Regions from separate parts of the Homo sapiens genome. Here region 2 is linked to region 1. Evidence: chromatin loops called from intact Hi-C (ENCODE). Cell type or tissue: dorsolateral prefrontal cortex. All regions are shown on one strand. Each heading gives the region's core, and the rest is flanking DNA. Links, peaks and the distances in the headings are about the cores only.

Region 1 (5,389 bases), core at 94-5,093:
TTTGAAAATAGAATTTTTTGTACTTTGGATCATGAAATTACATTATTTTGTTTAGCAGGTATGTACTGAATCTTTACTATGTGAAATATTAGCAAAGCATATTGCCTGCTTTCAAAAAATAAGTCAGACACAAACAACTAAAATTGAAGGCAGAAAATATCTGTTACAATAGAGGGTCTAAAAATGCCATTTAAGACAGAGAAGAAAGAGATTTATTCGTGGTAGAGAAGATTAGAAGAGGTTTCATAATGGAAATAGCAACTGATTCAAAGCCAACAAATGGACAGAAATGTGGGGACATAATAAAACCAACCAAAGCCCATTATGGGCTGCCTTTAGAGACCAGCAAGTAATCCTGCCTGTCTGGGGCAGTGGAAAAGTGGAAATAAAGTTAGATGAACTGCAGTCAATCATGAAGACCCCAAAATGTCATCAGAGGAGTTGGGAGTTGATTTTGAAGACAACAGAAAACCACAGAAGGGTTTTGAGACAGGGAGTAGTAATCAAAACTGTGTCTTAAAGGGATTATTCTGACACCATGCATAAAATTGATTTTTTAAATATTAGAGGTAGAAAGATCAATATAGAAGTCGTTGTTTCACTAGGCTAGGTGGGCCTGAACTATGAGAACAAAATCAATGTAGGTGGCAGTTCTGTAAACTTAAAACAGGAAATAGAATCAAGGGAATGGATCACACTGGGAAGAGGGATGATAGAATTTGGGGACTGATTTCAGTAGTGAAAGAGGAGTAGAAGATGTTTTGAGGTTTAATGTCTGTGTGCCAGGAAAGTTGACAATGCCCTTAAAAAGAGAAAGGAAACAGAGAAAGATGAGGTTTGAGGAAAAAAGAAAAGCGATGTTTCATTTATTCAATAAATTTGTATTAGGCACTTACTATGTGCCAGGCGGCTGCTCTGGGGGGATGAGAGAGTTATCTTTAAATTTTAAAGCTCTTTATGTGGAAGAGGCACTGTTCTCAATCTGTGCTTCTCCGAAGGCAGAGCTGGAGCAGTGAGTAGAAGCAAGGTAGGAAGTGAAATATCTTTCTAATAAATTGAGGCTTCGTGAGAAGTAGTAAGAGCTCTGTTACAGGCAGTATTCAAGTAGAAGTTGGAAGATATTCCTCTAGGAACATTTTAGCCAGGGATGCCTACGTTAGGAAGAAGGTTAGACTAACCTTTCTGCAAGTTCTCTCCCAATCTTAAGAGTCTGTTTCTTCTGATGATCTAGTCCTGTGGGTTCTATTCTTAATCCCTGGTTTCTCCCAATTATTAAATAAATTACTCAGTCTATCTGCCATTCAGTAAAACTCACACATTTACATCTGTTATTCTTGAATTATTTTGGGTTAGGGCTCATCTTCTTTATTAAAAAAAAAATCTATCCAGTTAATGTTACCTTTATAGCTAATTTAGAATGGTAACCCTGGTAGATTGGGTTATAAATATCAGAGGGGAAAAAGGATTTCTTGTGCCTAATAATACTTTTGTTTGGAAGAAACCATGCAAACAAGAAATAAATTATCTTGACTTCAAGATTGCGATGCAGTTTCTGTATTTTGCAGTATTTCAAAAAAGAAAAAAATATATATCTCGGAGAGGCTTATTTTGCTATAGCATGGTAAAGAAACAGAATAATTATTCTCCAAACACTGCAAAGCTTCAGATCAGAAACGTTTATCTGTGCTCCATTTAAAAAGGAAGAAGAAAAGACAGGAAAGAAAGGAAAAGGAGAAAGGGAACCTGTCGTGAGCTCTGTTATAAGCTATAGTTCAAGCTTCGCATTTCCTGGTGTCTTTTGAAACGTAAAATTCCACAACAAATAGCTCTGTAACGTATAACCAGTATGAAGATTCAATTCAGATTTAAGCACTTTGGTTTGCTTTTGAATCTTGCTATTTTCTGCATTTGTTTTGACTGCTCTCATCATTCAAGATTGACGCTTGGATGGGTGTGTAGGAGGAAGCAGCAGCAGCAGGCTTACAGCTTGCAGACAAAAAAAATCTGCCTTATCTGATGGCTATTATTGAAAATGCGAGGTGTAGCCTGGGCTGGGTAATGAAGGGGAGCGAGCGAGGGGGAGCAAGGAGCATGGAGCTGCATACTGATGAGTGTAGGAGTACTTGATAAAAAAGAATTCTGGCTGCCGGCCGTGCATTGCTCATTGTGGAGTACTCCAACAATCACATAGAACGCAGACCAGCCCAAGCTGACAGCTTGATATGCCTTCTTCTGCTGCCTGGTTTTGGGGGCTGTATGACGTACTGGTCGGTAGTAAAGATTAATATGTAAGAAATGTGGAGCTAGGATCAAGTCATACTCCACAGCCTGCCTGGCAAACTATGTTTTACTTCTGACTTTGCTCTCTCGCTGAGAACATTAATCTGTCAAGCTGGCGGGCTCCTTTGATAGCAACTTTCCCAGGGGCATGATGTGGCAATGCCACCTCTCAGCCCAGGACTACCGCTATTACCCCGTGGACGGCTACTCCCTGCTTAAACGCTTCCCTCTTCATCCTCTTACAGGACCCAGATGCCCTGTCCAAACAGTGGGACAATGGTTGGAAAGCATTGGGCTACCTCAGTACGAGAACCACCTGATGGCTAATGGATTTGACAATGTGCAGTTTATGGTAAGAAGCTCTCTGTGTCCACGGAGCTGCCTTTTGTCTGTCTTTGCTTCTTATGTGTCTTACATGGCTCAGAGGCAGCCTGATTTGCACCAAAACTGGTCAGATTTATATATGTAACTGCATTGGAAAATTGGATGCCCTTAGGACTGAACTTGCTGTGTACATATAGACTCTTGCTAAAAAATGAGATCTGTATGTATCCATATACATATGTGTTATATGAATGAACTGGTGAGAGTGCTATTTATAGGCAGTGAAAGAAGATTAATATTGATATTCTCCCTGTCATTCTTGGTATGATTTTTTAAATAAATTTGTAATCTTAGAATACTCGGATTATATCACTCTTCAGCTAATTCTTGATTCTTATATTATTTCACTTGAGCATCAGCATTTAGTGGTTAATGAGACAATTTGTTGTGTTTATGGTGTGAAGATCATTTCTTTTCCTGATAATTGTTCAATAAGCAGTTTAAATCATGTGGACAACCTTCAGTTCATTAGCAAACTGCTTCAGATGGTCAATTATGGAGAGCGTTTACTTCCACTTGCTGATTGAAGAGCGATGAAGTATTGTTTATTACTTTAGGTGGAAAATAAACACTTTGGTCATTTAGCTGTCAATATTTAGAAAGAAAGGTTGGTGGAGTAAGTATAGTCATGTACTTCTGAATTCTGGTCTACATGCAATCTAAACCTGGCATGTGCTAACTTTCCACCGTTTTGCATATAGGTGAGGAAGGAGGATGGGGAACTGTGCAAACCGACAATTCAGCTTTCTAATCATTCCCATACCTCCCCCAGTGCTCATCAGTTCCCCTTGTTAAGCTACGTCACAGCTCTATTACCTTTCCTTGCTTTTAAGTACCCATCACACATATCACTGATCCCTAAGTTTAGAGAGACCTACATAACACAGGCATGTAACACACAAATGACTTGTGGAAATAAGTAATAGCCCTGCCTAAATACAGTAATAGGGCTGACACCTGCAGCTTACTAGTACCAGAAATGATAACACAATAGTGACAGCTGATTAGATTTTTTAATTTCTATCTTAGATTATTTTTCTCTGAGGTTGACTTGAATATTATAGATTTGAAGATTATTAACATTATTCAACTTCTGCTCCTTCTCCAAAAGTATGTATGCCCAAGAGTTTTTAAAAATAAAAAAGACATAAATATAGTAAGATATATGAGCTCTAAGTAATTGCATGCACAGAATGCTTTATGAGTGATTTGTTGGTTTTTTTATACTGATATATGCAGCTACTGTTATTTTTCTTGTGTTTATCAAGTACTGTCACTGGTTATATAGACAAGATATTTGGGTATTGAAATGGAAAAAAGTGAAAGTTCTTCAATTGCTATGAAAGTCTTAGAACACTGGGCAGATTTAGGACAGACTTAGGACACTAAACAGATGGCATTAAGAATTAGAAGAACTATCAAACAGAATTGAAGTCTTTTTTTATTATTTATGTTTACTGTACATTTCAATATCTTAATTATTTCTCCCTATGTCTACTTGAAATAAGGGTTTCTCATTCCCAACCCTGAAACCCTTGTCCAAATTTATTCTGGTCCCATGAGAAGTTAGGTCTTTGGATTTCCTGGATCATTTGGCCAAGCTGAAAGACTTTAATTCAGCTTATTTTTCCTCTGAATGTTAAACACTTATGAGCAAATATAATACCTTTTTGAAAGCCTCGAACTGAAAGGTTAATCAAACAGGTTTCAAATAAGCATTCAAAGAGAGATCGTAAAAATTATTCATGAATGAATCATGTATAAGCACTTCAAAATTTATATGGAAGGCAAAATCCTGGATATACATGATGTAACCAAGGTCTAATCATAGATTATATTCTTTACTTGTTTAATTCAAAGTATTTGGTATAATTTTCTAGAAAATAAGAAAATATTATTAACTTAGATGGGCCAATCAAATACTTTCTTCATGAGACAGAATTATCTTTTAAAAAAACTTTGAATTGCCATTTAGAGGAGTTAATTAATTATGAAAATGAAGCAAATCATGAAGTGGTATAATCAATTAGTGCTTTACATGCTGTTATACACCATTTATTTGCTACTAGTATCATAAGCGATTAATTTCTACCTTTATAAAAATTATTTATTGATCTACATAATCTAATTTATGTAATTGCAAACTTAGTTAAACACATGAATATGATTGGCTTGCTCTAAGAAACATATTTCTTTAATGTGGTGAAAAATCTGTTAGACTTGCTTAGTCTCCACTCAGTATCATATTCTAGCTTTTGTTTTTCTTGAAGCACATTCTGACCTGCATTTATTCCTCCTGTTGCCTAAGCAACAAGCACCACACTCCTATTAACTATGATGTAGTGCATGTCTTATTAGTGTTTTTGAACAAGACAGTAGAAATCAAAAGGGTATAATTAATGTTGGTTGAAACATCATAGTGCATCCATGCATAGATGTACTTTATTTAGGAAATATTTTCAGGAGTTAATTTTTTATTCAATCAAGAATCCATTAATGAATGTGCATTTAAAGTGTCCATATAAGTCACTTAAAGTATTTATTGAAAGCTTTAAAAATTATTTGCTAAATCTGTTCTACATACATACTCTCACACATAAATGCAACACTTGGATGATTTATCTCCATAGCTATTATTATCTTTAATAAGGACTATTTTCACCAATGTCTAGATATGGTTAGAAAAGAAAGACCCCAGTTGTTTTTTGTTTTTGGTTTTTTTTTT
Region 2 (5,389 bases), core at 129-5,128, 62 kb after region 1:
AGGAGAGTCCTTTCTTATGGGCACAGAAGGGTAGCAGGTGAATTTTTCCCTTTTCATTAGGAAAGCAAAAGCTTTTCCAGAAGTTCCCCAATGACAACTTCTGTCACATGTTCAACCATTGCTTTAAAGGGAAGCTGAGAACTTTAGCTTATCCAGCCTCTGCAGTGGGAGGTAGTGAGAGGGAAAGGACTCAGCCTCCCAGCAATGTCTGCCACGACCAAGAAACAGAATTGCTGGGTCCATGGAGTCTGAACATTTTCATTTTCGTAGGTACTGCTAAATCTTTATTCATAGTTGTATCCACATAGAACCTTTATCAAAGACTATTCTGATTTCATCCTTGTCATATGGCTTTTCTCTTTGATTCAAATAAAAGATGCATTTGGCTTGGAGACTTGACCCCCCCCCCAGTGAGACCCATTCCCATAGTCTCCCAAAAGGTCATATTTCATCACATTTCCTTTAGATTATTTATGTTTCTAGGCTGTTATTTCAATTTTGATTGTCGAGCTCAACTTCCATACCTCCCAATTTCTCCATCCATTCTCCACACCGAATCCAGAGTATATTTGAAGATGCAAATTAGTATATTTCCTTCAATGTTTCCCATTGCACTTGGAATACAATCAAAGTCCTTATCAGAGTCTGCAAGTCTCTGTATTGTCTTATTTCCTGCGTTTCTTTCCCAGGTCTTCGTCCCCCTCAGTCACTAAATTTTATTCTTAGTAGGCTTCTGTTTGTTCCTAAAACATGCCTCACCTTTTTCCTCACCTCAGTGCCTTTGCACCTGCTGTTATTTCTGCCTGGAATGTCCTTGTAACAGCTCTTCTCACAGTTAGGCTGCTCCTTCTAATCCCCTCAGGTCTTAATTACATGTCACTTTCTCAGAGAGACTTTCCTCACCAGTCTTTCTAACATAGATCTCCGTTGTTATTTATTTGTTTATTTTTTATTTTAGAACTCCATTGATTCCCTTTATGTCAGTTTTACTACCTGTGTGACCTTAGACTAATTATCAGCTTTTCTGTGCCTTCAATTCTTAGTCTATTATCTGTAAATAAGGATAATAATTGTATATACTAACATCAGAATTTATCATGAACAACAAACAAGACAAAGTGCTTAATAGTCCCTACTAATACAGTAAATACTTGGTATATAGTAAAACTTTGCTAAATAATTATTTATCTATTTTTTTATTCCACTGTTTCCCTTTTTCTCCACTAGACTGTAAATTCTAAAGGTAGAGGGACCTTGTCTGTCCTGATCTCATTGTATCTCACAACCACAGCCCAGTGCCTGGCACATAATAAATGCTCAAAAAATATTTATTGAACAAACAAATGCTGACTACATGAATGAATGACAATGCCTGCCTCAGTGGTAGCTCTGGACTGGACTCTGCCAGCTCATTTCCAGATTTCAGTGACCTCCTGTCTAAGGCAGCCAGATTAAGTGAATAAAAATACATGATGCCACTTAAATTTGAATTTCTGTATTTTATCAGGAAATTCTACTCCCTTCACCACTACCTTCACCCTTAAGAATAAACACTTCCTCTCATTTCCTCCCTCCCTTTCTCTTCCTCTTTGCTCCTTTCCTCTTGTTTGGCTATTTCTGAATGTAGTTCTCAGTGTCAAGAGACCCCATCATCCTTAAATCTGGGGATGTCTGTTCTTTGAAGACAACCATATCTTTGAAGAATTAACGAATCTCCTTTTTGACAGGTCTACACTTCTCAGAGGGCTAAATTATCCACCTTCACCATCACAGGCTCCTTAGCCTGGATAGCCTTCTCAGGAGACTGCAACTCACTCTCTTTTCTCTGGATTCAGAATACATGCAGTGTGGGACACAAATGTCCTTAGCTTGTCCCCAGACATCCTCTGCTTTCGTTCATTTGTAGACACCCTCCTTCTTAAATCTGGCTTTGATACAGACCTAAAAGAAAAACACCCAAATACGATGTTGGCCCTGAGAACTTCATTTTCCCAGTTGACCAGTCAGGTCGTTTGACAAGGCACTGCAGAAGAGCTGAATCTCTCACAACAACCTAATGCCATGCTGATACTTCCTGCCTCACAGCAGGAAACATGGCAAGTTAGTTAGTGCTTTAGCCACAAACACCTTGGGTCACTTTGATTAACATGTTTGGTTCTGGAATACACTAAGGTAGTTTAGAAGGAGAACTAACCAGTTGACCTTTCAGAAGATAAATAATTTATGTGAAATTCAATGTGTTGGAGAAACTCTGGCAGTCACTCCCTATGGTCTGTAAATATAGATGTAAGCTTGTGTGTGTGAAAATAGGGTCATGGGAGTAACTTCTTGGTAACGTTACATATCTATGGACCGGAATCTCCATCCAGAAAATGTCCCCTACTAAACATTTGGTTCTTTTTATGTAGTGAAGGAAGCATCAGCATCAGAGTCTGACCAAATAAAACACAGATCCCAGATCCATCCTATACTTATCTTGTGAACTTGACTCCATAGTGTCACATCTCTGAGACTCAGTTTCCTCCTCTATAAGATGAAAATAATACCACCTATGTTACAAGAGTGCTGTAAGGTTTATAAATAAGGTGGGTGAAGTACCTGCTACACAGTGAATGTAATGGCTGGTAATCTTTTTAGGTACTTCTTTCTGCGTCATTATATGTGGCTGTGTTGGGAATACCCAGGAGCAAATTCTTTTTGCTTCTCCTGCAGAGGAGCCCTTCCTTTTGGAGCTCTGCATCAGCATCTACAGTGACAGGGCATTTGCAAGAGCTTGATGAACGTACAAGGGCGCCATGTTCCCTGCCTGTTCGGAGCAAGGTGTCCAAACTCACCTAACCCTGTCTCACTTTTCTCTTGTGAGGCACTGGGAAACGTTCAGCATATTAGACAGAAGAACAACACTCAGATATCTGCCAAGATTATGTACAGCCTACCCAAGGAAGTTTTTTTTTTTTTTTTTTTTCAGCTTCACAGCTTGTGATTACAAAAGGACACAGGACAGCTGCTAACTGTTTTCCTTTCATCTCCGCTTCTGGCACGTTCTTCTTCAGATAGCTCTCCTGCAACACTTGGTCTGTACCACAGTGGGAGCTAAAAGAGTAGGACAGAGGTGCCACCCCAACCCCAGCCGCACCCCCTGCTCAGACTCAGCTGCTGGGAAAGACCATTTAAAGCATTTAATATCCTCCCTACCTCTCTGGGGATGGTGTCAACCCAGTGAGACACCACACTTCAAAAGAGAAGTTGAAGCTTTGTGGGTAGTTAGGGAACGTTTAGACTAGAAACTAGAAACCCCCCAGGTCCCTGCCAAGCCTGATTCCAGGATTCAGTGAACAGAAAGGACTGGAGCAAAGCAGGGAAGATTAGGCCAGACAGCTCTCCAAGTTCTCTTCCATAGAGAGGGTTCATTGTTGCTTCGGTACTGTGAAATCAAACATAAATGCATTGGAACACTCGCTTTCAAATGTGAATTTCAGATGACTCTGAAGTAAAAATATAAATGGTGTGGATCTAACCATGTTTTTTTAACTCAACCTTTTATCTCCTGCATGATTCCTGCTAGAGGTAGTATAGGGTAAGTCTTGAGAAAGTCTCCTATCAGCTATGGGAACAAGCTACCTACCTCATAGGAGTTATTGTGAGAATTAAATAAAGTAATATATGGAAGGTATTTAGAACAGTGCCTGACACAGTAAGTGTGCTATTTACTTTACACTAATGAACACCAACTGCTATCAGTGTGAAAGTTGAAGGAAGACAGTAGGTATTCATCAGCTTTATATTTATACAGATATATGCATCTGGAGAGAAGTAAGAGCATACAAAAAAGTTTTGTTCACATCAACTTTTCTTCTTACTTGAAGGAGCTCTGGGTTAGCATCCTTAAAAATGAAGAATAGGCTCCTTCTCTCATAGCTATAAAATTTTTGACCAAAGGCAGTACAAATTACTGTATAAATTATTTTGCACTCTTTTACAAATACACATAATTCTAAAACCTACATGAACACATCTCAAGTGAATTACATTTATAATTTATGATATCACCAAATCCTGCTCGATACTTTAACAAATAAATACCTGGTTACTTAAATTCCTTCTCTTTCTCTGTAGCTTGACAACAGATGTTTCAAAGGGGAATTGGGTTTCAAAAATAAAGAGGAAAAAATCGGTGACAGAAAATTCATTGTAATCATGGTAGCTGTTAAATATATAATGCTAAACTATATCTTAACCTTAAGATATAATTTATTAAAATACACAGCTTGCACATATAAGATGATGTCTTATTGGTCAGTGATGTAATATTTTTTGAATCAATAGTCCACATAGTCTGAAGAATCCAGAAAGCTTTCTTCATAAGCTAAAAACATGAAAATTTACTTAAGTTGTATGCAAGAAATTTTATTGCGGTAGACAGAATATGTTTAAATGGAGGATTAGGGTAGAGGGATTTTTTAGTGTACTATAGAATTTTCTTCCACTGCCATTTCATTAATGTGAGAGAGGAAGTTAAAGTTGGAAGAAGCACATCATCCATTATCTGATCAGTTATAGTCACCCGTGTTTCTATATGATAAGCTAAATAAAGCTTTGTTCCAACACTGACAGAGGAATAATAAATCTGGTATTTAGCACAATAACCATTATCATAATCATGCAGAGAAGACATGCATTGGGTTTACTTGTAAATTGATATCAAATTGACTCAAAGCTTTTATAGAAGCAGAGAGGTAGCATTGTTATTCCAAGAAAATTATGTACAGTTTCATGCTACCATGCTATTTATGTTATAAAAGGCTAAATATTAAAAGCAAACTAAAGTACATGTTTTTCTATGTGTAAGTTTGTAAGATCTTGCTGTCATTCTATTATACAGTGATTCTATTTTAAATATTTAAGGTCACATAAATTGTGGAGAAGAATCTAATTTAGCTAATTATAGAGCAAAAACAAGTTTCCCCAATCAACAGTATCATCTTGATTTTTTTAGTCTTGGACTGGATGAAGGAAGAGAATAAATAACATTATCCAACTCAAGTTTATATTAAGAATAAGCCAGTTCCCTGTGGTCCTTAAATATATTTTCCTAACATTTTCTACAATATATAATATGAAGGAAAGCTTGCTAAATGAATAAGATATCGTATTAAGTTTAAAAAACTACAAGAAATTTTAAATGCAGAGTTTGGAGAGACAGAGCCATCAGTACAGATATTTTTGAGATGTTTTTGGTAAATAGCTGTTTTACTTCTAATGAATAATTAAATACAAAACACTGCTTTTCATTCTATTTGGGCATCCTAACAGTTTATCACAGCTGAAGAAGTTCAGTACCTAAGATATTCTCCCCGTGGTCAAAGAAACTTCCACTTTCAGCTATTAG

The links. A loop is a pair of places that touch in the nucleus more often than their neighbours do. Peaks named below come from ENCODE experiments on the same cell type or tissue, not always from the same donor. Only the 100,000 strongest peaks of a DNase experiment are listed, where the experiment ranks them.
Region 2: it touches region 1 in a loop (4-fold over the local background); 1 of 110 quality-filtered maps calls a loop at or near these places.

The regions. Positions count from the first base shown.
Region 1 is chr12:99,151,532-99,156,920 of GRCh38, reverse strand. It overlaps ANKS1B (ankyrin repeat and sterile alpha motif domain containing 1B), which reads left to right. Exons shown (of 27, transcript NM_001352186.2): 15 at 2,526-2,632. Among named protein-coding and RNA genes, the nearest start is that of GARIN6, 490 kb to the left of the region's middle. RefSeq lists an enhancer at 1,801-2,300. In dorsolateral prefrontal cortex, for the core only: no CTCF peak of the experiment used is centred there; a DNase peak (open chromatin) is centred at 2,100; H3K4me3 peaks cover 4,240 bases; H3K27ac peaks cover 4,097 bases.
Region 2 is chr12:99,090,047-99,095,435 of GRCh38, reverse strand. All of the region lies in intron 15 of ANKS1B (ankyrin repeat and sterile alpha motif domain containing 1B), which reads left to right. It overlaps LOC101928937 (a long non-coding RNA gene), which reads right to left and starts at 2,077. Exons shown (of 5, transcript NR_110095.1): 1 at 1,816-2,077. In dorsolateral prefrontal cortex, for the core only: no CTCF peak of the experiment used is centred there; no DNase peak of the experiment used is centred there; H3K27ac peaks cover 2,936 bases.